2 separate regions of the Homo sapiens genome follow, and region 1 is linked to region 2. Evidence: chromatin loops called from intact Hi-C (ENCODE). Cell type or tissue: pancreas. All regions are shown on one strand. Links, peaks and the distances in the headings refer to the core of each region. The heading gives the core; the rest is flanking DNA.

What was found. Hi-C counts contacts between places; a loop is a spot of excess contacts. Peaks named below come from ENCODE experiments on the same cell type or tissue, not always from the same donor. Only the 100,000 strongest peaks of a DNase experiment are listed, where the experiment ranks them.
Region 1: a loop joins it to region 2, with 3 times the contacts of the local background. A loop is called at or near these places in 5 of 110 quality-filtered maps.

The regions. Positions count from the first base shown.
Region 1 is chr18:79,924,946-79,940,630 of GRCh38, forward strand. It overlaps SLC66A2 (solute carrier family 66 member 2), which reads right to left. Exons shown (of 6, transcript NM_025078.5): 4 at 9,024-9,077. Among named protein-coding and RNA genes, the nearest start is that of SLC66A2, 19 kb to the right of the region's middle. In pancreas, for the core only: a CTCF peak has its summit at 9,034 (motif pointing right); a DNase peak (open chromatin) is centred at 9,016; H3K27ac peaks cover 1,265 bases.
Region 2 is chr18:80,150,956-80,166,640 of GRCh38, forward strand. It overlaps PARD6G (par-6 family cell polarity regulator gamma), which reads right to left. Exons shown (of 3, transcript NM_032510.4): 3 at 6,277-9,651. The coding sequence ends at 8,816. All of the region lies in intron 1 of PARD6G-AS1 (PARD6G antisense RNA 1), which reads left to right. Among named protein-coding and RNA genes, the nearest start is that of PARD6G-AS1, 11 kb to the left of the region's middle. RefSeq lists a silencer at 8,795-8,864. In pancreas, for the core only: CTCF peaks have their summits at 6,971 (motif pointing right) and 8,871; DNase peaks (open chromatin) are centred at 6,995, 9,036 and 9,236; H3K4me3 peaks cover 328 bases.

The sequences.
Region 1 (15,685 bases), core at 6,686-11,685, 220 kb before region 2:
CTGAGGCTGACCTGGGGTGGCTCAGACAGCGGGAAATGAGATCTCTAAGTTCAGTCAGGAGAAGTCGGCGGACACGGGGGACACCTGGTGGGCATGGTGACTCCTGATCTGTCCGGTGGAAAAGAACATTTTCTGCACTTCTGAGACATTCCTGTGTCAGGAGATTTTCATTAATAGTTTTTTAAATCAGCAAATAAGAGAGAGGCGCCTGGCAGTCCTCCCAGAAGAGCTGGCCCTATTCCGAGGGACCTGGGAGGGGAGGGCACCCCCCTTTCCAAAGCAGCCAGGCCCCCGCACTGCTGAGCCCGACAGAAATCCAAGAGGGCAGGTGGCTGTGGGAGAGGAGGGGCTCTGAGAACAAGAACAAAAGGGCAAGAACGCAATTAGGATGCACACCCGTGGTCACGCAAGGTGCCAACAGAACAGCTGACAGCCGGCAGTGCAGACTCACACGCCGTGACTTCCCGAGATGTGTTTCTAGAGAGCGGCACCAAAGATAAGGCTTGAAAACGAGGCATTCAATGCTAAACGAATGTTTCCAGGCTTGGGGGGCTCACCAGAGGCCCACCCTGGCATGCACTGAGCAGAGAACAGCTGATCCTCAGAAGCTTCCGTCGCACGGGCGTGGCTGCCCTCAACTCACAGACAGATCTCTTCCAGCACCCCCCATGGGGAGCCCTGTGGGAACAGACCAGCTCCAGTCCAACTGCTCCTGGATTAAAAAGCAATTTTACCACTTGGGGAATGTGCACCAGGAGACTGTCTCCTAATGGGTAAGGAAGATCCGATTTCTCATCAGGTCGTGTTTTCATGTCTACAGGAGCACATGAGAGAGCCTGGTGTAAGAGGATCTGATGGCCAACGTGTCCAAGGCATTGGAGCAAGAGCAACTCCATTGTGAATAGAGGCTGGCTAAGATGAGGCTGAGGCCCTCTGAGCTGCGTTCCCAGACGGTCAGGCATTCTTAATCACAGGATGAGACAGGAGGTCGGCACAAGATACAGGTCATAAAGACCTTGCTGATAAAACAGCTTGCAGTAAAGAAGCCGGACAAAACCCACCAAAACCAAGACGGCCACAAGAGTGACCTCTGGTCGTCCTCACTGCTACACTCCTACCAGCACCGTGACAGTTTACAGATGCTGTGGCAACATCAGGAAGTTACCCTATATGGTCTAAAAAGGGGAGGCATGAATAATCCACCCCTTGTTTAGCATATCATCAAGAAATAACCATAAAAATGGGCAACCAGCAGCCCTTGGGGCTGCTCTGCCTATGAAGTAGCCATTCTCTTATTCCTTTACTTCCCTAATAAACTTGCTTTCACTTTATGGATTCACCTCAAATTCTTTCTTGTGCGAGACCCAAGAGTCCTTTCCTGGGGTCTGGGTGGGGAGCCCTTTCCAGTAATAAACATGAGAGGGACAGAGAATGCCAGAGAGCTTCCTGTTGGGACTGGGATGGCTGGAGGGCATCACAGCACTGGTTTCGAACACTGAACGGAGAACTGCCATGCAACAAGAACCTGGGCACATCAGACCCCTGCAGGCACCCTCGGGACCCACAGATCGCACACTCGATGGGCGCTCGCAGGACGTGAATGGCATCTCGGTAACGCCAAGCTCCACCCCAGAGCCACAGGGTGCCTTTCACCAGGCTACGGAGCCTCCTGGGCCACACTGCTCAGGGACATTCTGCAGGGGAGGAAATTGCTCTTTTTTTTTTTTCATGATTCTTGTATGAATTCTAATTAAGAAACATTACATTCAGAATTATAGCACTCACAGTGATAGTTTTCAGAAGACTGTAACAGCTTCTTTGCTACTTAAGGGGTACAGACGGTGCAGCTGCTTACCTGAATGACTTCTTAAATGAGTGACTACCACCACTCTAATTTTCCTAGTTGTAGCTCTGTTACAGGTTACTGACCACAAGTGTTGGCAAAGAAACTGTTCTTTTAAGCACTTTGGCGCTCCCTGGAGTGACGGCCATTCCCAGCAGCTAAACTGTATCATACTCCCACTTTAACTCTGTGACTGTTTCAGTATTTTTAAAAATACAAATCGACTCTCCAGGAAAAAACAAAAAAACGAAAAAACTTCTCACTTCCTTCAAATCCCTGGTCCAGGCTCACCTGACCTCCTGCAAGCTGCCCTTCAGGGCAGGTCCCAGCCCTACCTGCTGCGTCTGCTTCTCCACCCCACTCCAGCTGAGCAGGCAGAGCCTGTCCTTGGAAACGGCCCGGCCACCTGGGAGGGAACAAACAGGCACTGCCCAGACCCGGAGCTGCAGGCAGGGCTCAGCAGGACCCCAGGCGGGCACACAGGGGCTCATCTGGAGGGACCTGAGGGGCACAGGCTACAGTCGGGAGAGCCCCGGGCAGGCACACAGGGGCTCATCTGGAGGGACCTGAGGGGCACAGGCTACAGTCAGGAGAGCACAGACAAGAGGCCCCCGAGGCCACCAGGGCCGACTTTTACTTTATCCTAAGGATCAGGGACGCAAAAGGATTTTAACAAAGACGGCCACACCACCTGCTGCAGAATGAGTATAAATGCCCTTCTTAGCCTTCGAGGCCGGCACTGGCCTCGCTGACCCCTCTAATCCTGCCACCTGTGCAGCAGGCGGCAACAGGGACAGGCAGACGACACAGCTGGGGCCAGAGGACGACGCAGAGAGACCCACATCAGAGACCCTCGGGGAGTGACAGAGCCCCCGCCCCAACCCCAGTGAGTGGGACAGGCTGAGTGGGGACTGAGCACGTCTAGGGCCAGAGTGGGAGGGCCAGCCGTGCCGGCTTCCAAAGAGGACCCCGGGAAACAAACACCCTCCCACTCGGCAAGGACAAATCAAGCAACTGCCGAGACAGGTGTCCGCGTCCCAACCCAAGGCTGCCCAGACAGACAAGCGCTCACCGCCGCACTGCCCTAACAGCTGCTGAGACACATTCCTGCAGCCGCCTCAGCTAGAGCCAGGGAGGCCCTGGGAGAATGGCCTTGCCTGCTCTCAGCCTCCTCTCATCTTCAGGAGCCTTTTCCCCCCTTTACCCTAACTGACATCTCCGGGCCCCTCATTTGCTCAGAGTCTGCTCAGTGGGGCACCCAACGGTGGACAGGTGAGAGAGGTGAGGGGCTGGGCTGTCACCGCGGCCAAGGGAGCCATGGCCCTCCAGCCTGAACGGCTTCTGCCCGAAATCAGGACACAAACACAGCATCATACACAGCAGAAACAGCCCAGAAAGGCCCCAGCCCAGATGGCACTGGAATAAACAGTTTTCCCCAAGTCACTTTAAAATGAAAGTTTTGGGCTACCTACTTCTAAAGAGGACTTCAGGACAGTTCCAGGAGTTCCTCCATGACACACCCCATGGAGAATGCTTGGCTGCTGCGTTTACTCAATGTAGCCATTGAACAGAAACTCAAGAGCGTTGCTCTGCCAGCCTGAAACCTTCTTCATGCTTCCAGCCATCAGGGTTTCAGCCAGGTCAGAAACAACAGAGGCAGTAGGCTCTTCCAGAACAGCAGTGTGAGGCTCTCCACAGACCCTCTCCAGCAACATCACTGCCAGTGGTGAACATTACAAACAGCACCCACTTAAAGTCCCTAACGTGTCTTAGGGACACACGGCGAATGGAGAAACGCTTATCCAAGAAAACCACCTAAGTGGCAGCAGGAACAGCAACTTCGTGACACTTGGGCCACAACCTGCTTCCCCATCCCCATGTGACAAAAGCTCTACTCCCAGCAGGCAACCGAGAAGACAGGCTCCCTCTCCCCCAGTGCCACTGCAGCAGTGGCGGGCACCCGAGCTCTTCATCGCCTGCTCAGCTCCTGTCTGCCCAGGCTCCCTTCCTCCACTCAGCCCCCACCCATGGCGCAGGGGCAGAGGACACTGAGCATCCCTTGTCCCTGCCTCAGCTTGCTCACTGGGAGAGGTTCCACACAAGCAGGGGCAAACTAAGAAGACCAGAGGCAACAACTCACTTCCCATGCAGCACTCAGAGCAGAGCTGTCACCCTCAGAGGACCAGAGGTTCTGTCCTGGGGATGGCGGTATCAGGATAGAGAGCTCCGTAGCTCTCCCTAGAGGGACTCCCTGCTTAGAGCAGGTACAAGTTCAAGTGTAAGGATGCTAACAAAAACAACAGAGACCTCGGCAGCCAGCAACTAAGAGGAGCTAGAAGCTCCATGATGAGCTCAAAGTTTATCAAACAGAACCAGAAAGGACAACCAAGAGGAGCACTCCTGGGAACAGAACCACCACCAAACACTGGCCCCAATGGCCACCCTGCCCAGCTGTGGGGAATACATCCCCCAGGGCATCATCAAATCAGCCAGCAGCCATCAATGAGTGGAGGCCAACAGCTGGTTTGACCACCAGAAGCTTAACGGGAAGATCAGGGAGGGTCACAGCCAGCCAGAACCACCACATCTGAGGGAGAAGAGGCCCAGAGACTGCACTAGTCCAGCCAAATCACAAAACAAACAAGCAAACAGTAAGTCATCCTTCCCCCAAGTGGGGGAATCTGTATCCACAGCTGCTACTATAGTTTACCTAAAATGTCCAGCTTGCAACAAGAAAACAAAATGAGTTATACAAAGAAACAGAAAAGTGTGGTTCACACAGGAAAAAAATAATAAGCAGGACACAAACTGCTTTTGAAGAGGCACAGGTGTTGGACTCAGTAGAAGAAGACTTTAAAATAGCTATTATAAATATGTTCAAATAACTAAAGGGATCCATGCATAAAGAATTAAAAGAAAATATGATGACAACAACTGATCACATAGAGGTTATCAATAAAGAGACAGAAATTCTAAAAAAAAAGAACCAAGTGGAAATTCTGGCATTGCAAAGCACAACTAAAATTTTAAAACTCACTATAAGGGCTCAACAACAGACTGAGCTGGCAGAAGAATCAGTGAATTCAAAGAAATATCAATAAAGACTATGCAACCTAAAGAACAAACAGAAAACAGAATTAAGAAAAAAGAACACAGTCTCAGAGAAAGGTGGGATGACAGGAAAGGGCACCGGCACATGCAGAATGGGTGAGATTGTGGAGAGGAGAGAGGGGAGCAGAAAAAAAAATTCAAGGAGATAATGACTTTTGAAAACTTCCCAAATATGATGAAAATATTAATCCACATACCCAAGAAGCTCAACAAATTGCAAACCTGATAAAGAGATCCACACCCTGACACATCACAGTCTAAATGATGAATGTCAAAAAACAAAGACAAAATCTTGAAAGTAGCAAGAGAAAAATAATTTATCACTTACAAGGAAACCCCAATAAGATTAACAGCTGACTTCTCATCAGAAACAATGGAGTCCAGAGGGCAGTGGAATAACATATTCAAAGCACTGAAAAGAAAAAAAAATCATCAACCAAGATTCTTACATCTAGTAAAACTTTTTTTAAAAAATAAGGGGAAAACAAAGATTCCCAGATAAACAAGAACTGAGAAAATCTGTTGCTAGTAGGCAGACCTTACAGAAAACAAATTTTTCATGCTGAAAACAAGAAACATCAGACGCAATTCAAATCCACATAAAAAAAGAGTACAGGTAAAGACAATGATGTAAGTTATTATAAAAGATGATATCGGTCACATGTCTTCTCCTTTCCTCTCTTAGTTGACTTAAAAAGTAACTGCATGAAACAATATGCATTGTATTGTTTGGGGGCCTTTAACATAAAGAAATGTAATATATTTGACAATAATATTAATAGCACAAATGAGATGGGATCAAAACTGTATTAGAGAAAGAAAATGACTGTAGATGGTAACTCAGTCTCAGAAAGAAATGAAAGGAACCACAAATGGTAAATAAGGTTAATATAATAACTCCATAATATATGTTTGTTCTCCTTTCTTTTCTCAAGTTCTTGAATGACATAAAATGTATATAAAGGAACAATCAGAAAAATATATTGTTAGGTTGTAATATATGTAGACAAAATATGTATAATAATCATACCATTTAAAAAGGGAGGAGGAAATCGAACCATGTAGGAGTAAGGTTCCTGTCACTGGAATTAAGTTAGTATAAATTTGAAGTAGATTCTGATAAGTTAAGATGAATATTGTAAGCCTTCAAGTAACTACTAAGAAAATAATTCAGAAAACATTATTTAAAGAAATTAAAATGTTACATTAGAAAATATTTACTTAATACAAAAGAAAGCTGTAAAGGAGCAACAGCTAAGGGGAAAAGGCATAGGATATACAGAAACCAGAAAGTAAAGTAGCAGATGTAAATCTGAACATATTATAACATTAAGTGTGAATGAAATAAACAATCAAATCAAAGGGCAGAATTGCCAGAATGGATTTTTTTTAAAGATCCATCGTATGTATACAGAAGACTCATTTTAAATTCAAAGACATAAAAAAGTTAAAAGTAAAACAATGGAAAGAATATATCAAATGGCAACCACAGGAGACATGCATGTGATGACACTAACGTCAGAAGACACAGATGTCAAAAGAGAAAATATGCATATACGTCCCTAACAAACAACAGTGCCCCAAAATACATCAAACAAAAACTGACAGAAGTGAAAAGAGAAAAAGATAATTCAAAAATAGTTACAGACTTCCACACCCACATTTAGTAATGGACGTAACAACTACACAGAAGAACAATAAATCATAGACTTGACCTAACAGACAACCCTCCACCTTCACCCAACCACAGCAAAATGCACATTGAATATTCTCCAGGACAGATCATATGCTAGGCCATAAGATGTGCCTCTATTTAAAAGTACTGGAATCTGGCTGGGCGTGGTTGCTCATGCCTATAATCCTAGCTCTTTGGGAGGCTGTGGTGGGTGGGTGCCCTGAGCTCTGGAGTTTGAGACCAGCCTGGTAAACATGGTGAAAACCCTGTCTCTACAAAAAATACAAAAAAAATTGGCCAGGGACGGTGGCACACACCTATAGTCCCAGCTACTTGGGAGGCTGAGGCACAGGAATTGCTTGAACTCAGGAGGCAGAGGTTGCAGTGAGCCAAGATCACACCACAGCCAACAGAGCAAGATTCTGTCTCCAAATATTAAAAATAAATAAATAAAAGTACTGGAATAATACAGAGTATATTCTACAATTATAATGGAAATAAATTTGAAATCGATAACAGAAGACATTTTGGGATATTCACAAATATGTGGAAGTTAACACATTCCTAATAAGTGGGTCAAAGAAGAAATCTTGGAGTAAATTTTAAAATACTTTTAGGTGCATGAAAACAAAAACACAACACACCAAAGTATAGGATGCAGGTAAAGCACCTGCTTAGAGAGAAATTATGGCTGTCAATAACTACATTAAAAAGGAAGAAAGAAAAAAAATCAATGTTCTAACCTCCACCTTAAGAAAAAGAGTAAATTAAAACCAAAGCAAGCATAAGGAATGAAAGAATATTGGAGTGAAATAAAACACAGAATAGAAAAACAATAAAGAAAATGAACAAAACCAAAAATTGGTTCTCTGATAGGCAATGTGGATGTGTTGTGTTAAAAAAAGAAAGAAAGAAAGAAAGAAAAGAAAAAGAAACACCTTTTAAAAAGTTGGTTATTTGACCAGAACAAAAAATTGACAAATTTTTAGCTAGACTGACCAAAAAAAGAAAGGAAAGGAGGGGATCAAATTACTAAAGTCAGGAATAAAAGAGGAACCATTACTAATGACTTTCCAGAAATACAAAGGATTATAAGGGAATACTAAGAAAAATTATATGTCAACAAATTAGATAACTTGGGTGAAATGGAAAAATTCCAATACAAACTACCAAAACTGACTTACAAAGAAACAAAAAATCTGAATAGACTTATAACAAGAGATTGAATTCGTAATTTTAAAACTTCCCACAAAGAAAAGCCCAAGCCCAGATGGCTTCACTGGATAACTCTAAAAATATTTAAAGAGAAATTAGTGTCAACCCTTTGCAAACTCTAAAAAGATAGAAAAGGAGGGGAACATTTCCCAACTTATTCTATAAGGCCAGTATTATCCTAATACTAAATCTAGACAAAGTCATCACAAGAAAACTACAGACCATCATGTCTTACGAATACAGATACAAAAAATCCCCAATACAATACTAGCAAATAAAATCCAGCAACAGATAAAAAGTGTTAGACACCATGACCACATGGATTTATCCCAAGAATGCAAGGTTGGTTCAACACACAAAAATCAATCAATGTAGTACATCATCATAGTAGAATAAAAAATAAAACCCACATGATCATCTCAACAGACACGAAAAGCATTTGGCAAACTCTTTTATTATAAAAACACCCAACAAACTCGAATAAAAGGGAACTGCCTTAACCTAATGAAGGGCAACTATGGAAAATCCATTAACTAACATCTACTTAGTGATGAAAGATGGAATGCTTTCTCACTAAAATGAAGAATAAGATAGGTGCATCCACTCTCACCGCCTATAACCAGGATAAGCAATAAAAAGAAATAAAAGCAACTACATTGGTAAGGAAGAATTAAAACTATATTTGCAAATGACAGAATCATATATAGAGAATCTACTAAACAACTCTTAGAACAAACCAGTTCAGCAGAATTGCATGATACAAGATCAACATGCAATGATCAATTACATTTCTATAAAGTAGCAATGAAGCAGCAGAACTGAAATTAAGAAAACAATTCCATTTACAATAGCATCAAAAAGGATAAAATACTTTGGAATAAATTTAACAAAGTCCAAAATTTGTCATCTAAATTTTTCTCCTCCCTTCCTGTCTCCCTCCTGCTTCCCCTTCCCGCCCCCATCTCCCCACACACAGAAGAGCATGGACAGGCTTCTAGTAACTACTTCATGCTTGAAAACAGCAGAGCTAGGAGTTGATTAGTTTGCTGTAGACTCGGCCACGCTTGGTAAAGATGACGCACGCACATGCACAGATGGAAGCAACAACAGGAGGAAGTACAGCTGCAGGAATGAAGCAAAAGGAACGTGCTGCGGACAGTGCACGCGCAGGGTACATACCCAGGAAGGACCGCCTGGGGGCAACCTTGACTTCTTCATCCTTGCTATCTGCAGCTACACGTTAAAAAGGGAGACAGAAACAGAAAGGGGAAAAAGACAGAAACATACTGGTTTTAACATGGGTAAACAGCTGTGTTCCCAGAACTTTTTGCATTTCTTTAAAAAAAAAAAAACAAACCAGAATAGAAAGATCACAAGATTTTGGTTTTTGTGCATTAGAAAACCCACTTTCTGAACTATTTTTCTGCAAACCTAACCTCTTCCAATATCATAAAAAAGTGAATGGGGAGAATGGGAGAAAAATTGAGCCAAAAATTGAAAGTTACCACATTTCCATTTAATCTCTCGGGAGAAAGGCAGCATGGGAGCCCGTCACAAGCGTGCTGTGCTGATGGAAAGCAGCCAGGCAGATCCTGCTTCCCTTTTCCTAGAAACTCATCTGTATGCAAGCTGCGGCTGCAATATAGCTGCCCCAGGTCAAAACTCTTCAGAAGGCTGCCTGATAAAGCTGTTTTCAGAGTACACTCTGCTGTAAAAGGACAGCTGGTTCCGCACATGCACTTGACAAGCACCTCTGCACAGACACAGACACAGGGACAATGTGACAGGGACCCAGCACCCTCCAGGGCCCAGCACTGGCAATGACAGGTTATAAGTCAACCTTCCTATCTGCGCAGCCCCAGGACAAGACAGCAGCCAAGGTCCTGGAAAACAGTGTGGCCTCTAGGTGGCTCCTGGGAAGCCCCATGGGGTTTGGGATTGAAGACAGTTGATAAACAAGAGACTCAAATAAGTCCTGGGATCAGAAAGCAGAAGTAGGATCAAAGGTTGTGTTTGCCTGCCCCAGGCAATGTAGACTTAAAATGGAAATTTTGCAAGTGAACAGCTAAAAGCAAATACGAGGTGACCTCTGACCTCTGCCCTCTGCTACTTGGACTTAGGGTGTTGTTCCACTCACAAGGCAGGAACTGCAATATCTCTACCAAATTTGAGGGTTTTATAAACCAATGCAGCATACAAAGTGCAGTCTTCTCTCCTCCCTCAGCCTCCCCCAGCACTGCCTCTTGGATTCTATGGGTCCCTCAGCTCGTCCTCTCTGTTGCTTTGATTTAGACAACATCCCTCTCCACGGGCGCCTCTTCTAAAGACCAAGATCCTCAAGGGGTGGGAGGGAGGGACCACCCAAGGCAGGACTGCTCAGTCCACACTGTTTCCCTTCTCACATCCAGGTGTGACTGTGAACAGGCAATGGTGGGAGGCAGCCAGCCGGCAGGCTGGGGAAGAAGACATGGTTCAGGCTGCAGAGTCACATCCCACACCAGGCTGTGTCCTAGGCACAGCCTCAAGCTACCTGAGGCTCCTTGCCTGGAAAGCAGTGTGATCAGATCCACGTTTGTGTAGGATGGAATGCAGAGTTCTGATGCTGAGAGAGCTGCCAGGAACATTTTCAACAGTCACACACTTCCACAGATCTGTGCTGAACACGTCCTCCAGACCAGGCACTCAGGATCCAAAAAGGGCCCAGCAACATTTTCCTTTTCCTCCACACTCGGCATCAGGAGGTGGTGTCAGTGTCTTCTCCCCTTGATCATGGGTGGGCTTGTGACCACTCCAGTCCACAGAAGCAATGCTGTGATTTCCAAGACTTAGGTCATAAAAAAGATACAGCTTCCACCTGCTTTCTCAGGTAGCTCCCCCTTGGGACCTGGCCGCCATGTTGTGAGGAAGCCCAGGTCTCATGAGGAGGCCTTGGTGGGTGTCCCAGCAGAGCCTGGGTGGAGGTCCCAGCAGATAGATGGCTAGCACCAGCCATGCCAAAGAGCGAGTGAGGGAGAGAGAGAGAGAGAGAAAAAGCAAGAGAATGAGCTTCAAGGGCTGCAGCCCTAGCCTTTGAGCCTCCCCAGATGCTCCTGAGGACAGCAGAGACCAGCTATTCTTGCCAAGCTCTGCCCAAAATGCACTCACAAGCAAAATAATTGTTGTCCTTCCAAGTCCTAAGATTTGGGGTAACTTGTGGAGTAGCCAAAGAGACTGGAACAAGAGAGACACAACAAGTTATGGTTCCACATGGCCAGCAGGAAGGAGGCTGGCTGGGCCACAGAGGCCATCACCTGCTTCCTGGGACTTTGGTCCATGTCACGACTGGAGACCACTGCTGTTGGCACATGAAGGAAGGTTTGCACTGTACCCTGTCGGTACGGCGTGTATGGGGAGTGCAGGGGTGATAGTGACAGGGAGGTGCCAGACAGCCTGGGACCAGGGAAGAGCACATGATCACAGTGGCCCAGGCGAGCCCCCAATGGGAGGTACACAGGCAGATACAGGGATTCCTAATGTGACGTCCAAGAATCTCAATAAACCCCTGAAAATGCATGCAAGATGGCACATGACCCCTACATACAACACATTTTCCAGCTTTCTTGAATTATAACTAACTCACCTGTTTAAAGTGTACAATTCAATGGTTTTTAGGATATCCACAGTTGTGCAAACACCATCACTATCTAATTTCAGGACATCTTCAGCACCCCAAAAAGAAACCCTTGACTAACCAGCAGCCACTCCCTCTCCCTGGCCTCCAGCCTGGAACTGAGTGTTGAGATTTGGGACAAATTTCAAGTAAATTCAACCACCTGACTTTGAGCCACAGACAATTATTTCTCAAATAACCCCTAAGAGGAACTTAAAAGGAAAAAAGTACATGATAAAACAAAGTTAAACTTTATAAAAGCAATATTTAAAATGAAACAAATGACCCCGTGTATCCAGTTGCTGGTGCACCCCTGACAAGGTGCGTTTGTTTCCTGGTGACGTATCATGCAGCAGCGACCTGACCTCCGTTCCCAGCGGGAAGTGTCCTGAGGATGTGCAATCCTGAGCATATAAACCTCCACCCCCAATAAAACAAACGTTTTCAGTAACCGGGAGGCCGGCGCTGGCATGGTGACCCTCAGACTGCCGTGCACAGAGAGGGCTAAGGGAGGCATGAGGATGCCACATTCCATTATTTGTGGGGTCCTTGAGGGCAGAAGGGAGGCAGAGCTCAGGCTAAGCGACACAGCCAGGCCTGGAGGTTTGAAGTCAAATGGAAAGAATTGGTGTCCACTCATGAAGTATTTCACCTCACCAAAAAAAACTCCCTAGCTCCATCCACTGAAAAAGCCAAAAAATCAACCTGTAGGCCAACCCTCACACATGCCTAGGCCGTGGTCTCCAAACACTGTGTCCCAGATACCAGAGCTCCTTGGAGAAACGACGGATTCTAGGTCTGGGGCAGGAGATGTAGCCGCCACACGAGCACCCTGTTATACCAGGATCCTGTGTAGAAGCGAGACCCCTCATGCTGGGTCGAAAGGGCCCAGCAGCATCTGACGCGGCTCCCCGGCCAGAGGGAAGAACTGGAGCATTAACAAGCGTAATAATCCAGTAACACACCAAACGTCCAACTCACATGTTCAGAATGACTCAGAAACATGCACTCATCATTGCAAGATGCTAGGGAACCAACTTTGAAAACTGGTAAAGAGACCCGCATTTCCTTTATAAATTACACCTGTGGATAGCTGAACAATGGGTACCCGCCCATTTCTCTGCAGAGGGGCTCCAGCTAACAGACAACAAACATCCTGCAGCCCCTGATGAGCTGACGGCCTCAGCATGAGCCCCACAGTGGCCGCTGACCACACGCACCTCCGACGGAACGACGCAACCATCCTGCGAAACACAAGAACCAAACCTGGATCCGATAGGGCCTCAGGGTCCGCTATCTTTTTAAAATGCTCTTTCACAGAAAGAGCCAAGGACAGAACACCTTGTCCTTGTCCACATCCCAGGGACATAAAGACACGAGGAAACACCAGGAGTGCCATCTCCACTGCAGGGCTTCCCAAAACTCAGCCTGCAGGAGTACTCAGCAATCTTGTTAAAAATGCAGGTGGCACTGATGCCGCAATACAGACCACGGGCAAAGTTGAGAGGAGCTAAGGGAGAACCCACGGATTTTTAAACAACAAAATCGTATATACTGCCAGACACAGGGGCTCACACCTGTAATCCCAACGCTTTGGGAGGCTGAGGTGGGAGGATCGCTTGGCTTGAACCCAGGAATTCAAGGTGATAATGAGCTTTGATAACACCACTGCACTCCAGCCTGGGCAACAGAGTGAGACCCTGTCTCAAAAAAAAAAAAAAGAAAGAAAGAAAAAAGAAAAACCTGCAGGAAGGAGACCTGAATGCAACTGTGGGTCCAATCACCCTCGGGACTTTATGCCACCCTACCTACTTGGTAAACGCTTGAAATTCTCCATAATGCAAAGTGAAAGGTAAAAAGAAATAACCCAGCACACGAGAGACAGGTGTGCACTCACTCCCAACCGCAGTCAGCCATGGCCTGGCCGAAGAGGCTCAGCTCCGCCCAGGGGTTGCACCGTGCTGATGCCAGCCCTGCCTTCCTCAGGCTGGGCACTCGGGGCCCTGTGGGACATCTCCCTCCAGTGAGGGGCTCTGACCCTGACTCACAGCAAAAAGGGCTTGGGAAAACATCTCAGTGGAATGAGGGTTTCTTTTTAAAGTCTGATCATAATTTTGAAAATTATGCCAATTTTGTGAAAGGCGACTGTAGAAGAAAAAAGGAAGAGACTTGGAAAGCATGCCACGAGGTTCAAAGTAGTCACCTCTGGAGGGTGGGGTGGAGGCTGTTTTTTTGTTTTGCTTTGTTTTGTTTTTTAAGATGGAGTCTCACCCTGTGGCCCAGGCTGGAATGCAATGGCCCAATCTTGGCTCACTGCAACCTCCACCTCCAGGGTTCAAGTGATTCTCCCACCTCAGCCTTCTGAGTAGCTGGGATTACAGGCATGCGCCACCACGCCCAGCTAACTTTTTGTATCTTTAGTAGAGACGGGGTTTCACCATGTTGGCCAGGATGGTCTCGAACTCCCGACCTCGTGATCCGCCCACCTCGGCCTCCCAAAGTGCTGGGATTACAGGCATGAGCCGCTGCGACCGGCCAGAAGCTGTTTTACTTTATATTCTGTCTTCCCCAAATGTCTACCATGAGCATGCACTGTTCTTTATAATCAGACAACAAATTATGTATCTAATTTTTTAAGTAACCTACTCTTTCTTAATACCATTTATGTTTCTTTTATATTAACTTTCAAACTGAATTTGTGACCTTCAAAACTTAAAATCCCTATAAAAGATAGCTGGAAAACATTTCCGCTTTTATTTCATTAGGTCGTCTGACCATCCATGAGCACAGTGAAATGCAGCTATTCAAACGTTTCCTCATAAGTTATTTTCATGTCCTCATCGGTCTGCCAAGAATTGTGCCTCTCAAGGCCCATGATCCCCCTTGGCATGTCCTCACCCTCAGGGTGAGGCTCAAGAATGTACTTGGCAAAAGCAATAATTGACAAAGGGGATCTAATTAAACTAAAGAGCTGCTGCATAGCAAAAGAAACTATCAACAGAGCAAACAGACAACCTACAGATGGGAGAAAATTTTTGCAAACTACGCATTTGACAAAGGTCTAATATCCAGCAACTATAAGGAACTTAAATTTACAAGAAAAAAATGAATAACCCCATTAAAAAGTGGGCAAAGGACATGAACACTTTTCAAAAGAAGACATACATGCGGCCAACAAGCGTATGAAAAAAAGCTCAACATCACTGATCATTAGAGAAACGCAAATCAAAACCACAATGAGATGCCGTCTCATACCAGTCGGAATGGCTATTAATAAAAAAAAATAACAGATGCTGGTGGGGTTGTGAAGAAAAAGGAACACTTACATACTGTTGGTGGGAGTGTAAATTAGCTCAACCATTGCAGAAGATGGTGTGGTGATTCCTCAAAGACCAGAAATACCATTCAACCCAACAATCCCGGTACTGGGTATAAACGCCAGGAATATAAATCGCTCTACTATAGACACATGCACACATATGTTCACTGCAGCACTATTCACACTAGCAAAGACTTGGAATTAACCTAAATGCCCATCAATGAAAATCATCTAGATTTTCTTCTGGATGAAGCAAATGTGGTACGTATACACCACGGAACACTATGCAGCCATAAAAGAGAACAAGATCGTATCCTTTAGAGGAGCACAGATGGAGCTGGAGGCCATCATCCTTAGCAAACTAACACGGGAACAGAAGACCAAATGCCGCATGTTCTCACGTGTAAGTGGGAGCTAAATGATGAGAACACATGGACACACAGAGGGGAACAACAGCCACTAGAGCCTGTCGGGGGGTGGAGAGCAGGAGGAGGGAGAGGACCGGGAAAAATAACCAGTGGGTACTAGGCTTAATACCTGGGTGATGAAATAATCTGCACACTGGCCGGGCGCAGTGGGTCACGCCCGTAATGCCAGCACTTCGGGAGGCCAAGGTGGGTGGATCACTTGAGGTCAGGAGTTCAGGAGTTAGAGAAATAATCTGTACACTAAACCCCCGTGACAAACAATTTACCTATATAACAAACCTGCACATGTACCTGAACTTAAAAGCTTAAAAAAAAAAACAGAACATGTTCAGAGCCAACAACCTTCCCTTAAAGGTGACGCCGCTGACAGGAAGACAAGGCTGGCCACCTTGCTTGGCATGGGGCTGTGCTGCAGGAGCTACCGATCGGGCGGCCAGAAGCCAGA
Region 2 (15,685 bases), core at 5,025-10,024:
CAGAGGAAGAACTGGTGGGGCTTGGAGTTGGCTGTGGAGCCAAGCAGGGTGGTGAGGAAGGGTCCCCTGGGGAAGGTGAGAATGGCCCCTGTCAGTGTGAGTGGGGCTGGGAGGCTGAGAGGTAGCTGTGAAGGGGCATCGGGCCTGGAGATGGGGGAGGGCACCTGTGTGGGGAAGAGGGTGGTGGTGGTGACGGGAGGTTGGTGGTTACATTCAGGGGACTGATCAGCACATGAGTATATTAAGGATAATGGGAGCAGGTTTCTTACAAACAAGGAAAGGAAGAATCAATAGAGATGTAAATGCGTGTGTGCACATGTATGTTTGTATGTGAGAGAGAGAGAAAGATCATCTCCAAGACCACCCTCAGGTTTAGTGAGTTTCAGAAAGAACTCACAGGCCTCAGAAGTCATTCTGCTCATGGCTACAGTCTTCCTAAGGGGACACTGTAAGGGGAAAAGGCACAAGGCAAAGGCTGCAGGAAGCCTGTGTGAGTTGTGAGCACCCTCTCCTAGGGCAGTCAGGAGGGATGTTCCTGACTCCTCCAGCAGTGAGCTGTGATGATGTGTGAGGTGCTGTCCACCAGGATGCTTGCCTGAGCCTGACTCCTGCGTGTGGTTTGGGGGATTGGTCCCATAGGCACACAGGAGGCTACAGAACCCCGGAAGAAAATCGGGGGTTCGTTGTAAGTCACATCATTTGTACGAATTGTCCAGAAATTGTCTGGACAAAAGGGTGCAGGTGATGCATGTTTCTAAGTGTGCAAAACACTCATGCTACAGTGTCCAACTTTTTTGGCTTCTCTGGGCCACAGTGGAAGAAGAATTGTCTTGGGCCACACATAAAATACACTAACACTAATAATAGCTGATGAGCTAAAAAAAAAAAAAAAAAAAAGTCCATGCATAATTTTCATGATAACCTTATTAAAAAGTGGGCAAAGGACATGAATAGACATTTTTCCAAAGAAGACATACATATGGCCAACAGGTATATGTGAAAATGCTCAACATCACTAATCATCAGAGAAATGCAAATTAAACCACAAGATATCTCATCCTACCCTAGTTAGAATGGCTGTTATTTAAAAAGTCCCAAAACAGATGTCGGCAAGGATGCAGAGAAAAGGGAACTCTTATACACTGTGGGAATGTAAATTAGTACAACCTGTATGGAAAACTGTGGAGATTTCTCAAAGAACTAAAAATAGAACTACCATTTGATCAGCAATCTTCCTACTGTGTATCTACCTAAAGGAAAAGAAATCAATATATCAAAAAGATACATGCACTCTTATGTTTATCGCAGTACTATTCACAATAGCAATGATAGAGAAATTAGCCTGAGTGTCCATCAGGGGATGACTGGATAAAGAAAATGTGGGATAAATATATACACAGTGGAATACTATCCAGTCCTAAGAAAGAATAAAAATGTCTTTAGTGACAACATGCATAGATTGGAGGTCGGTATCTTAAACAGGTCAGATCCCAAAAGACAAAGATCATGTGTTCTCACTCATGAGTGGTAGCTAAAAAATGTGTGCACATGGATGTAGAGAGTGGAATGACAGACATTGGAGACTTGGAAGGGTGAGAGGGTAGGAGGTGGGTGGGTGATGAGAACTTAAGGAGTACAATGTATATTATTTGGGTGATGATACCCTAAAAGCCCTCACTTGACCAGCACACGTTGTGTGCATATATCCAATTATGCACGGACCTTTTTTTTTTTTTTTTTTTTAAGATCATCAGCTATCGTTAGTGTATGCATGCTGAATAGGGTATCCAAAACTAGTACCCCACGGATTTATACAAATAAAAAAATGGTTACTAGTAAGGATGACTGTAAGATTTCTGCTTAGATTACTATTGTAGTAGCATTCACCTAAGACATTCTTTGTCCAAAATACTTTCAAATACAAAAATCATGATTCCAAGAAAGTGAAGAAACAGGATGCTCAGAGAAAGGATTGCCCGTTTCTCACTGATTGTCTTTCTATGGGTCAGTGGTGCTGAGCAGGGAATATTCCCTTCCATATTTTCAACAGTAACTTGAGTGACCCTTTACATATAAGCAGACTTTTAATTCCAAATTTTTGTTTGTTTTTTTGAGACGGAGTGTCGCTCTGTTGCCCAGGCTGGAGTGCAGTGGTGCGATCTCAGCTCACTGCAAGCTCCACCTCCCAGGTTCATGCCATTCTCCTGCCTCAGCCTCCCGAGTAGCTGGGACTACAGGCGCACACCACCATGCCCAGCTAATTTTTTTTGTATTTTTAGTAGAGACGGGGTTTCACTGTGTTAGCCAGGATGGTCTCCATCTCCAGACCTTGTGATCCGCCCGCCTCGGCCTCCCAAAGTGCTGGGATTACAGGCATGTGCCACCACGCCCGGCTAGTTTTGTATTTTTAGTAGAGACGGGGTTTCTCCATGTTGGTCAGGCTGGTCTCGAACTCTCAACCTCAGGTGATCCAGCTGCCTCAGCCTCCCAAAGTGCTGGGATTACAGGCATAAGCCACTGCGCCTGGCCTAATTCCAATGTTTGACCGAGGAATGAAGTCACTTACACTGGATGGCAGAGTCTGCCTATTGCTGGCTAGAATAGACAGTGAAGATGCATTCCCGAATAAACCAAAGGTGGTAGATGGTGTCTTTCCTTAGCCAGACTGTGTGGATAAACATTGCATTTTTATTTATTTATTTTTTTGAGACAGGGTCTCACTCTGTCACCCAGGCTGGAGTGCAGTGGTGCAGTCATAACTCACTGCAGCCTTGACCTCCTAGGATCAAGCGATCTTCCCACCTCAGCCACCTGAGTAGCTGGGACTACTTTTTTTATTTTAGGCAAAGAGAATGTACTTGGCTAATTATAAAAACATTTTTTTGTAGAGACAAGATCTGTGTTGCCCAGGCTGGTCTTGAACCCCTGAGCTCAAGAGATCCACCTTGGCCTCCCAAAGTGATAAGATTACAGGCATGAACCACTGCACCCAGCCTGCATTTCTACAAACTGATAGATGGGGTGAGAAAAACAGTTAAGCCAGAACATACAGGTGCAAATTATGGCTCTGAAAAGTATTTGTGTGATATTAGAAATATTAGTGTGCCTTCATTTTCTCATCTGAAAAGTAATGGTAAATGGTAAAAATTTACAATATCCTCCTTCTGGCTCTGTTTTTCTTGTCATTTATTGATAAATGAATTATGTGTTATCTTTTGTTTGTTGCCTGTTTCTGAAGCATAAACTCCAAGGAAACATTGGTTTACTCATCCACACTAAGTAGGATCGTTAGTAATCGTTAGTAACTGAACATCAGAGAGAATATGACAGCCTCTGAATAAAGAGCTTATGCTGGCATGGGAAACAAATGCAAAACCGTCGTGGCAAGCAGAGGGCATGAAGTCGGGGTTTCAGTGTTTCGCCTGTTGCCTGTTACCACCCATTACACAGAAGTAGATTTGGGACTCAGGTACTCTTATTAGTTGGTGTGGTGCCCTCTGTGGCCTGGTTCTGGATCTGCAGCCCAGTTACTGAAAGTAGATTTGGGGCTCAGATCCTGTCATCCATGTATGTGGTGCCTTCTGCGGTCTGGTTCTGTGCAGTTCTCTTTTTATGACTGGTAATCTCTGTGGCCCAGTTCTGTGGAGGTGGTTTTCCATCTCTGATTCTCTCATCAGTGTGTGCTGGTCTTTGGAGTCTAATTAATTCGAAGTTGATTTTGGATATTATCCTCATTCGTGTGTGGTGCTCCCTGTGGTCTGGCTTTGTGGAAGTCAATTTTGGATTCTGATCCTGTCATACATCTGGCATTCTGCAGTCCCATCACATGGCACTGTGCCCTTCTTATGCTGCAGTCTTATTATGAGAAAGGAGGTTCCATACTCTGATCCTCTCATCTATACGTTTAGGTCTCTGCAGTCTGGCCTCAGATGGGTTTCATATAGGGTGTGTAATTTGGCTCTGAAGTGGTAAGACAGACTTTTCTGTCATCACGGCCATGTTGCTTAATAGCTCACCTGACAGTCTACTGGAAGTACAATTCTTGTAAAAGAGCTCTTGCCTGGCACTTTGTCTTGAGAGCAAGGGGACTCAAGTCAAGAAATAATGTGTTTATCTTCAAAGCTCCCTGGGAAAGCAAATTTGGAAAATGGCACTCATTTTCTGGGTTGCAAGATCAATGATGAATCATGTTTGCTTTTTATTACTGTTATAGAGTTATGTCTCTCCTTGGGAACATGGCTCAGTATTGAAAACATTCTCAATACCCTCAAGTTGTTTTTTTTTTCCCCATGAGGATAAAGGAGAATAAAACACAAGATAAATGAGGAAAGGTAAGAGGGAAAAAAGAATTTGTATATTGATTTGGAGTGTCTTCAGGAATAAATAGGAGATGTTCAAAGCATAAAGGAGAACGTTAAGAAGACTAGGTGTATAGATGTGGCGCCAGAATGGTGGTGGTGGGAGATAATTCAAAAAATAGTATTTGTGCACTTAGGAAATACTTTTGCAGGTTACCTGATGTGAAATTACAATATTGATACCAGCACATAACATCCTAGAGGGAAATCCTATGTGCTTGTTGGATAGGGTCTCGGTCATCAAGTCCAAGTTTATAGGCAAGTCCTATAAGCTTGGGGGATTAGCCAATGGTTCTCAAATGTGATTCCTGCACCAGCAGCATCAGCATCTACTGGGAACTTGTTAGAAATGAAAATTCTCAAACTCCACCCAAGTTCCTTAAATCAGAGCCTCTGGGGTAATCCAGGCACTCTTTTATTTGTTTTGTTTTTTTGAGATGGAGTTTGCTCTGCTGCCCAGGCTGGAGTGCAGTGGTGTGATCTTGGCTAACTGCAACTTCAGCCTCCCGGGTTCAAGCGATTCACCTGCCCCAGCCTCCAGAGTAGCTGGGATTACAGGTGCACGCCACCATGCCCAGCTATTTTTTTGTATTTTTAGTAGAGCTGGCGTTTCGCCATCTTGGCCAGGCTGGTCTCGAACTCCTGACTTCAGGCAATCTGCCCGCCTTGGCCTCCCAAAGTGCTGGGAATACAGGTATGCACCACTGTGCCTGACCAGCAGGTGCTCTTTAAACAAGCTGTTCGAGGGGACGAGGGTTCACCCTCCGGTTTGTTTGAAACAGGAGGTCCTTGAGCTCACGCTGAGCAGCTTACCTTTCCAGAAATGGGCAAGCTGGAAATCAGCTAAGTAGGTTCATACTTTCAGTAGGAATGGTACACATTAAGTATCTTAGTGCATTTGGGAACTGGCCATTAGTGCAGCCTTACACCATTTTAATAAACTATTCAGACCGTGTGAGTTTTAGTGCTGCCATAAAAAACTTCATACTAGTGCCAACTTTTAAAATGCAAGGATCAAAAGTTGACCCTACCACACTTAGTTCATACTTGCATCCTTTAAAAACATTCCACAGAGGTGCAGGTAACTTACATGTCCTTCTGTTGGAAAATTTAGATTTTCGCTAATATAGATTTCACAACAATCATGGCATTTTTTAGATACTTTTGCACCTTGCCACAAAACTCTCACTCGCTGTGATCATTTTATGTGAAACCATAAAATATTAAATACCCTCACCAAATTGTGAATAAATTTGCCATATGATGTGGACTATCAGGTCAGGGAAACCCAAGCCTGAGGCCACACCCGGCTGGCAGCCAGGGGCACATGTGGCCTCTGCTTACACTTAAGCCTCGTATCTCATCCTGCTGAAAGCGGACATTAGTTTTGGAGAGTGTACCCAGTGTTGGCACTTGACTCCTGCCTCATCAGACTGTGGGGGTCAACTGTCCAGCTGCCGACAGTCCAGAGTTGCTGTGGGGACTCAGCAGGTGGCGAGTACTTGTGAAGCTCCTAGTAGGGTACCTGTGCTGCTTCCAGGATGCTGGTGCTCAATGTGATCACATCTGTAATTTGCTGAGTAACTGAATTTGTAATTGTAATTTGACTCTTGATGGCTGCCAGAACGACAGTGTTAATGAAAACCGTGCCAACCAGGGCACATTTAGGAAGGACTGTGTGCTGTATAAATATTCAGAAAAGCTTTTTCAAAAAGACTTCGAGAGAGGGTTCTGGACTGTCATCTGTCTATCTGATGAGCTTGGGCCCATTTTCTCATCTGCGTCCCTCAGAGAGTATGTGCGGATTCCGTGAAAGATGGTACATGATAAGCACTTGATAAATCTGTCATTCTCTTTGAGGGATTACTTTATCTCTGGTATTCTCTTCCACTTAGAACACAGGTGAAATATTCATGCATTTTGTTTACTCAAAAGTCAAAAAAGTTTTTATTCTCTGATATATAAAACCAAGAAAACTTTAATACATAATATGCATAGTTTTGTTTTTTTAAAAGGAGAAAGTGGCAGAAGTACAGACCTGTGTAGAAAAATACACCCAAGCAGCTGTTCTAAGCAGTAATTCCTAAAATTATGAATAGCACACAAATCTCAGTGAAAGCCTCATTTCTTAAAAAAAAACTCACATTTGCTTAACAACTTAAAATGTGATAAGAAATATAACCTTCCTTCTTGATAGCCGACCCAGTTATATAACAGACATTCAAGAATCAGCAATAACTTAGTAAAAGAACATTTCCTTTGTGAGGGTAACATTATTAGTTTTAGTTCCACAAAAACTGCTTCTGACTGCTGGGGCACTGAACGACATGCCCTTCATCAGAGAGCAAGTCCGGGGGGTGCGGATCCTCACCGGAGAGGTCATGGGGAAGCATCTTTGGTCTTCTCTTGCTTAGGAACAAAGGGCCAGCAATCCATTGCATACAAATAACATCAAACACAGGTGCAGGAATTCACAACTCCTCAGCAAAAGCTATTTCTTAAAAATAGAACTTGCTTTTCACTTAATATTCAGAAAAAATGAAAATGCTGAGATGCAGTTTTCCCTCTTAGCAGTTCCATGTTCACGAAGTCAGGACAGTTCTGCCACTGACCAGCAGGTGGTGCTGGACCACAAGGAGAAGCAGCGGGAGGTACGCAGCTCCGACAACCTAGAAAAATATTTCTTTACCTGTATCTGTATGAAAGATTTGGTCAGAGTTCTCAAAGTATAAATGTAACATTTTATTCAAGCAAAACACATTATATAAAATTTAATTGTATCAAATAGGAATTTTTAAAATTACTAAATATATAAACGTTGCTGGAAGATCAACATAAAGTGAGGATGAATTTAGTATTTGTTAAAAATCACTAAGTTCCACGTGACTTCTTATAGTTAAAAGTGAGAACTGCCAGTGACCATTCTAGAAATGAAAATTAGCATGTATTGTGACTTACTAAAAGAAACGTCTGTTTCAGAAAACAAAGATGAGAACTCACGTGCAAATGACTGCATTCTCAAAGACATTGCTGGACATGTGCGATGCTTATCCTTCATTTCTGCTGAAAACATTTCCGAAATCGCCCTCAGAGTCAGTCAACCCACAGGAAAAGGGTCATCTTAGAGGCAATAGAGGCTTACATCCCAAATGGGACTGCTGAGCCCAGTCCAGCAGAGCTGCTGCTTCCTACCCTGGATTTCCCCTTGAGGCTGAATGGGCCACCTATGTGGGTCACAAAAATAGCCCCTGGTCTGGTGCTGTGGCTCACGTCTATAATCCTAGCATTTTTGGAGGCTGAGGGGGGACCGTATCACCTGAGGTCAGGAGTTCAAGACCAGCCTGACCAACGTGGTGAAATCCCATCTCTACTAAAAATACAAAAATTAGCTGGGTATGGTGGCATGTGCCTGTCCCAGCTCCTTGGGAGGCTGAGGCAGGAGAATTGCTTGAACCCAGGAGGCGGAGGTTGCAGTGAGCTGAGATCCCTCCAGCTTGGATGACAGAACAAGACACTATGTCTCAAAACAAACAAAAAAAAGCCCCGGAACAATTCCACAGCTGCGGGTGCCATAAGTGTGCTGGTGGGAGCTCTCCTGTCCCAACCGAATTATGACTATGAACAGTGTGAAAATCTGGAATTCATCTCCATGGTTGTACATGGACAGGTTTGGGTGTATTTTTTTTTTTTCCCGAGACAGAGTCTTGCTCTGTCACCCAGGCTGGAGTGCAGTGGTGCGATCTCAGCTCACTGCAACCTCTGCCTCCCGGGTTCAAGCGATTCTCCTGCCTCAGCCTCCCAAGGTAGCTGGGATTACAGGCGCCTGCCACCACACCTGGCTAATTTTTATATTTTTAGTAGAGACAGGGTTTCACCATGTTGGCCATGCTGGTCTCGACCTCCTGACCTCGTGATCAGCCCACGTAGGCCTCCCAAAGTGCTGGGATTACAGACGTGAGCCACTGCACCTGGCTGCATTCGTTATTAAAAACCAGCCTCTTGTCACGTACATCAGCACAGTCGGCCTCGCCTGCAAGTCAGCAGAGAGCACAGCAAGAATGCTGAGATATGTTGCATGGGCCAACTTACTTAAAAACATGAATTTGACTATTTTAAAAAAGTAATTTTAAAGCTTCACTTTAAAAACAAAGTATTTGTAAAAATTTTAAAAAGCATTTTTTTGCACTTGGTCAGATCTTTTCTATCACTTTGCAAAGGCGCCAAGACCTGCACTCAGGCCTGGTATAGAGTGTCTCTACAGGCGTTCATTTTAAGTTCTGTGGCGAAATTCTATAAAAATAGGCAATACTTGTGTTTTTATATCCGGAAGTTGAAACAAAGAGCAGCGTTGTTTTTGTGGTCACAAAAACAACAAAAAATGAGCGGATGCAGTCTGCAGGTCCTGTCCCTGTCCTTACCGGGGAACTGGAGCTAGGATTTGGGGGCCTCTCGGGAGTCTAGAGCGTGACCGCGGGCCCGTGCTCCTCCACGCCGCCTGGCGGCAGCGCCAGGCTGTGACGGGGGTCGGCCCGCAGGGAGCTGAGCAGCCGCTGGAGGCCGCCGTCCAGGGCCAGGTCCCGCTGCAGCCGCTGCGCCAGGCCCGCGCCATTGACCCGGGAGAGGCTGCCTGCGGGCGCGCCCGGGGTCTGGGGGGGACGTGCAGGCTCCAGTGTGCCCTCGATGACGACGTCGTTGTCCTCATCGCTCTCCGCCTCGTCGGGGTGGAAGTTCTGCAGGACGCGCGGGGCGGGGGGACCCACGAAGCCCGCGGTGCCGTCCGAGGGCGGTCCCGAGCTGCCCAACGCGCGGCCGCCGCGCACCACGTTGTTGCGCTGGTTGGCGGGCTTGACGGTGACGATGAGGTTGTGGCTGTTGGCGATCATCATGTCCGTGACCTGGTCCAGCGTCTTCCCGGCCACCTCAATGCCGTTCACCTCCAGGACCTCGTCATTCACAGCCAGCAGCCCGGTGCTCTCCGCCAGGCCCCCGGGTACCATGCGCGAGATGAAGATGCCGGGCACCTTCTCCAGCCCGTGCGGGGTCACGCGCACGCTGGCGCCATCGCGGATGTAGAAGCCCAGCGGCTTCTCGCAGCCGTGCCGGTGCAGCCGCACTCGCCGGTGCGTCTCGGGGACCAGGTCCACATCGATGATGGATGATACGGGGCGGAAGTCGCGCGGGAGGCCGATGTCCAGGTGTGCACGCCGCCGGGGTCCTTCATCACGCAGCGCGCCCAGCGCCCGCCTCCGCCTGCACAGCGAGCCCGCGCCGAGGCTGCCACGCTCGGCCTCCTCTGCGGGAGAGGGGACAGTTAGAGGGGACACACAACCGAGCCCCGCCTGAGCCCTCGGCCGTCATACACCTGGCACTGCTGTTCCATCTGCGTGACGCCGAAGCACCCAGGGTGCACAGGAGCATTCCAGACCTGCAGGCTGAGCTGAAATCAGGCAAGCTCAAGTGCAGCCCCTAAAATTAACTCTCTAGCACTCTCCTTACAGCTCCACAGGCACCAAACCAAAGAACTCAGAGATTAAAAGGTGCTAGCAGGCAGCTGCAGCAGAGAGAATCAATGGCAGTGGAGGGTTTAGGGCTTGGAGGGCTGGCGAGTGCCTCAGCCTTCTGGGAGGCAGCAGGCTGGACTGGGGACTTCTTAAGCTTTGCCCATTCTCCCATATTTCCTTCTCTCAACTGTAAGACGGAGGCTCGTTTTTTTCTAAGGTTAATTACAACTAAGAGAGACCTTTCCTGCTTTCTTCTTTTCTATGCGCAAGCCCCACCACAGTGTCTTCTAGCCAGCATTCAAGGCCCCTGAATGTGTCACTCAGTCGGGCGTGTGAGCATTTCCCTGCGTTTTTGGTTAGCAGCTGATGAGGGGAGATGAGTAGAGGAAGGAGTGGGATCAGAGGATGGCTGCTTCCCTTCTGTGAGGTCCCGCACAGTCAGTGCTATTTGTAGGCACATGGAGCCTCAAGGCTCACCAATATGCCCAGCCTCCCATGGGGGCTGTGCAGCTCTCTTCCTCAGGTCTCCCAGGGACCCTGTGGGATCCGCCTGCCCACACCTGCCAGCCTGTGGCATGACACATTTGTGGCAGTGTGTAAACTTTACCCTAAAGTTGGGCTACTGCAAAATAAAATGAAAGTCCACTGAATTAATCAAGCAGAAACGTAAGGAGCTTAGTCTAAAGTAAAAATTTTAAGTGAAGAGACTGGTGGCATTTGGAAACTCTGAATAATGCATTTTCCTCATGTCAGAAAAAAAATCTTGTTTCATTAATTTTTATATGAAACCTCTTGTTCTTGACACACACGACTCTGTAAGACAGGCGTCTCGGGGAGCAGAGGGAAGGGCTTGCTCTGTGAGGCTTGGTCCTGTGGAGTTGGTGGCATCCACAGCAGCCTGCTCTTTGGGCTGGGGAGGCTCACATCTTTGCTTTGCCAGTGAAAGCCAGTAGGACCGGGAGCCCAGGCAGAAGCAATGCCATAAACAGGCGCTCCTCAGAGCAGAGACCTCCAGGCTCCAGGGGTCAGTCTGGCTTCTGCATTTCAGTGAGCAGGCAGGGCCCATTATGACTTGCTTTGGAGATGGGGAATGCTGGTTGACAGTTCTGGAAAGGACTCGAAGACAAATTACTTCCACCATGGAGGCAACATTCAGGCAGCTTGGAGAGGAGGCCAATGCTCAGGCATCACATCTCTCAACCCAGCAGAGCCCATGGCTGCCTAGACAACGAGAAGGCCCTAGCACAGGCTCTGGCACATGCTCCAGGCAGCAGGGTTAATGCACCCTGGAGCCGGGATGCCCCAGCATGAGGACTGTCTTCCTGGGAGCTGGCATCCTGGCCAGCACTCAACACATGCTGCTCAGTGACGGAACCCATCCGTCATCAGTTATCAGCATAATTTATTACCCACTGACACAGTAAGGTCTGGAAGGACTTTTGAAATAAGATGACTTTTAAAAACTATACCTGTAAACCCTGTTTACCCTGACGTGATTATTATGCATTGTATGCCTGTATCAAAATCTCATGTAACCCATAAATATATATACCTAATATGTACCCACAAAAATAAAAAAATAAAATGACACTTGTAATACTTCTTCCCAGCTGTGACCACCGGGGCTGGGTGTGCATGTCTGTCAAGTCCTTTCTTGCACACTCACACGTACATGTGGCTATGGTTGTGCTTGTTTTATAGAAATGGGATCTTGGTTCCTGGCCAGCACCCGGCCTCTCTGCACCTCATAGACACTGCAAATCCTTACTCAGTGACTTCAGGGATACAGGTGAGTGGATAAAGTCCCTGCCCTGAAGTAGCCATGAAGCGAGTGGGAGAGATACAGACTGAATTTTACATACAGCTACATGGAGAACACCGTGAGACTGGATGTGCACAGGATATGATAGGAACAGTGCGGGGGCATCTGGGGAGGTGGCAGTTATGCTGCCCGGGGTGTGGGGATCAACAACACAAAGTTCAAGAGAAGACGCCGGAGGGTGAGTGGCACAGAGCTCCTCTTCCCGTGATGAGGAGAGACTACCTGTAGAGTCCATCTGGTCTGGCTGCTGCCGCAGGTTTGGACTAACCAAGGGCCTGGGACAGAGTGGGCTCTCCCTGGACTAAAAGCTAAACCTCACTGAAGGCATCTGCCTCATGATTGCTCATTCTAAGTGGGAGGGACTGTGGATCCATGGGGCCGCAGATGGAAGTGTGGCAGTGTCCGAGGCACAGTGCTCTGCCTGCTTTCCATGATACGGGCTCTTCCCAAGGGGTCTCCTTGGATGACAAATCTATGCACTTTCAAGAAGGCAACCCCTCTGGCAAACTCATGCCTGCAAGAACATTGTGGTGCAGGTGGCCATCCACATGCTCCTCCTTGAGGACAGGCCCTATGCTCAGGCCCTGTGCTCAGAGCCACGAGCAGCAGGGCCCAGGAGAAGAGACTAAGGTTTTATGCAGGGCAGGTGAGGCCTGAGATGCTGAGGGTAGGGGAGTAAGAAATGGTGTGTGTCCATGTGTGAAACAGCCTGGCCGCCTGTCCCACACACGGGCAGAGTACAGTGAGGCTTGGCCCGGGAGAGGTGACACCTACTGTTCCAAGCATCCTCTTTCTCTCTACCACTGACTCACAGAGTTTGAGGTTCAATTTCACCTCCCTCTGAGAGCCGCTTGTCTTCAAGTCCCAGTTCACAGCCACCCATCCCGGGAGCCCCACCCCTGTTCCGCATGGTGCATTCCCTTCCACCAAAACCACAAACCTGTCTGCGTCACAAGGGCCAGGTGGAAGCATCTCGGCCATCCCCACAGGGCAGCAAGTGCTCTGGCCGTGGTGCACGGTGGACTGGATTGAGGCTCAAGCCCAGAACTGTAGGATACAGAGAAGGGCACAGCGGGCCGGGCCCCTCCTCGTAAGGGGCTTATAAATCACTTAGGTAGACCAGGGTTCCCTGCACCAATAAAAGCAAGTGTGTGGACCTCTGCTTCCCAGAAGTCATGTAGTTCTTCCCATCCCTCCTAAGTTCAACAAAAACCCTGGATGTTACATACAAAACAACAAATATAAGATGACGCAGGAGAGAAGTCGCACTAGCTGGGGCCTCAGGACCGGAGAAGCAACATGGCAGCAGCTCCTTGGGTTTTCTTTTAGCCTTGTCATCCCAGACTTGGAGCTGAAGGCACCAGCAACCTGGATGCACCAACAGGCATAGACCAAAAAGCCCCATCAAAAGTCTGCTCTGTCTGTACAAAGATCAGAAAGAGGCAGCCTAAAAGGACGGAACACGTGTGGACAATAACTACCCCACCTGCTGCACCCCACACACAGAGCCTGGACCCTCACCTCCTCAAGGCTAGAATGGGTGCCCAACAGCCCCTGGCTCTGGTGCCAGAGAGACTAAGCAGGGAGTGAGGACCTGGCCTTTGTATTTTGTCCATGGGCCCCACAGTCTTGAGTGGGCCTCTCCTCCCTCAAAACACTTAGGGGCCATCCTAACAGCCCCTCCTCCTGGCCAAGTCCCAACTACTGCAAATCCCTCCCCTGCACTCCAAACCCTCCAACCTGTGAGGGGCGTTGCCTCTGTGATGTGCTCTCCATGTGTCTAAAAGGCTCCAGCTTTTAACTTTCATGGTTGGGTGTTTCCACCGGGTCCACACTGCTCTTCACGTCACAACTGAATGTCATGCCCATAGTAAGAGGATGAAACTGGGGGGTCCTGGGCCTTCAAGGACTTGAGCAGAGGGGAGCCTTGTTTACCCACCTAACAATAATGTAAAATATAATCCTAGCCAACCTCAAATTAAACCTTTTGAAGATATGTAATGGGGGAACCTGCCCCCAATATTTCAACGTAGGTTCTATTTTCCATAAATGTCAGCCAGCTGAGCAAGAGAAAGAGTACAAAGAGAGGAATTTTACAGCTGGGCCACCAGGGATGACATCACCTATCGGTAGGTCCGTGATGCCCACCTGAGCCTCAAACCAGCAGGTTTTTTATTAAGGGTGTCAAAACGGGAGGGGGTGTAAAACAGGGAGTGGGTACAAAGATCACATGCTTCAAAAGGCAAAAAGCAGACGTACTAATAACGGTCTAACAAAGATCACATGCTTCTGAGGGAACAGGACAAAAGGAAAAAGCGGAACCACTGATAAGCATCCAACAAACACAAGGCAAAGGGCAAAAGCAGAACCACTGATAAGGGTCTATGTTCAGCAGTGCACATATTGTCTTGATAAACATCTTCAACAACAGAAAACAGGGTTCGAGAGCAGAGAACCGGTCTGACCACAAATTTACCAGGGCAGAGTTTCTCCCCACCCTAGTAAGCCTGAAGGTTCTGCAGGAGACCAGGGCGTATCTCAGTCCTTATCTCAATCACATAAGACAGACATTCCCAGAGTGGCCATTTATAGACCTCCCCTAGGAATGCATTCCTTTCCCAGGGTATTAATATTAATATTCCTTGCTAAGAAAAGAATTTAGTGATCTCTCTCCTACTTCCATGTCCATTTATAGGCTCTCTGCAAGAAGAAAAATATGGCTCTTTTTGCCTGACCCTGCAGACAGACCTTATGGTTGTCTTCCCTTGTTCCCTAAAAATCACTGTTATTCTGTTCTTTTTCAAGGTGCACTGATTTCATATTGTTCAAACACATGTTTTACAATTTGTACAGTTAACAAAATTATCACAGTGGTCCTGAGGTGACGTATATCCTCAGCTTACGAAGATAACAGGATTAAGAGATTAAAGACAGGCATAAGAAATTATAAAAGTATTATTTGGGAACTGATAAATGTCCATGAAATCTTCACAATTTATGTTCCTCTGCTGTGGCTCCAGCCAGTCCCTCCATTCAGGGTCCCTGACTTCCCGCAATGGATATGTCTTTGCCTCTAAAATTTTAGTAAAGGTTTGTTTTGAAAAAACATGGTGTTGAACTGTTAACCTCCAGGAAGTTGCCAGAAAACATAATTTATCATTTCCACTGGGTGCGCTGGCTCACACCTGTAATCCCAGCACTTTGGAAGGCCAAGGTGGGTGGATCACCTGAGGTCAGGAGTTCAAAACCAGCCTGACCAACATGGTGAAACCCTGTCTCTATTAAAAATACAAAAATTAGCTGGGCGTTGTGGCATCCACCTGTAATCCCAGCTAGTAGGGAGACTGAGGCAGCAGAATCGCTTCCAGACAGCGGAGGCTGCAGTGAGCTGAGATCGTGCCATTGCACTCCAGCCTGGGCAAGAAGAGCAAAACTCCATCTCAAAAAAAAAAATTATCATTTCCGCTTATTTCCTAACATAGCTACCACTTTGTCACCATTTGGACCTGTAAACAAATGTGACTGTTCCCTTGTATTTTTCCTTCTGAGATGAAGGCAGTCATGTCAGCGGCACACAGCCTCAGCTCATGGACACCGTATGGTCAGGTCGGCACCAACACAGCACACCACCCCAATCATGAGTGTGTTCCTCCTCTCTGCCGCACCCCAAGCAGAACAAAGGCCCAGATGCAGGGCTGCAAGTGTCTCTCTCAGCAGCCCCACTGCATTCTGCTAAGCAGGCGACACAGTCTGGGGCACGTGTGCCATGGCAGACACTGCTGGTGTGACCCTCGGTCATGGGGGCATCAGGACGCCTTGTCTCAGTGGAAAATCTCCACCTCCCTTAGAATTTAAAGGCGTCAAGTTCATTGAAAGCGATCAGTTACAGCCTCCTCCATGGTCAGATCTAGTTGCCCCAAACACAACAGCTCCGTGGCAGCTTTTTTACAGCAGCATTTTCAAGTTTCTGGTAAATGTCCTCTGTAGAGAGCGTCAGACAAGCA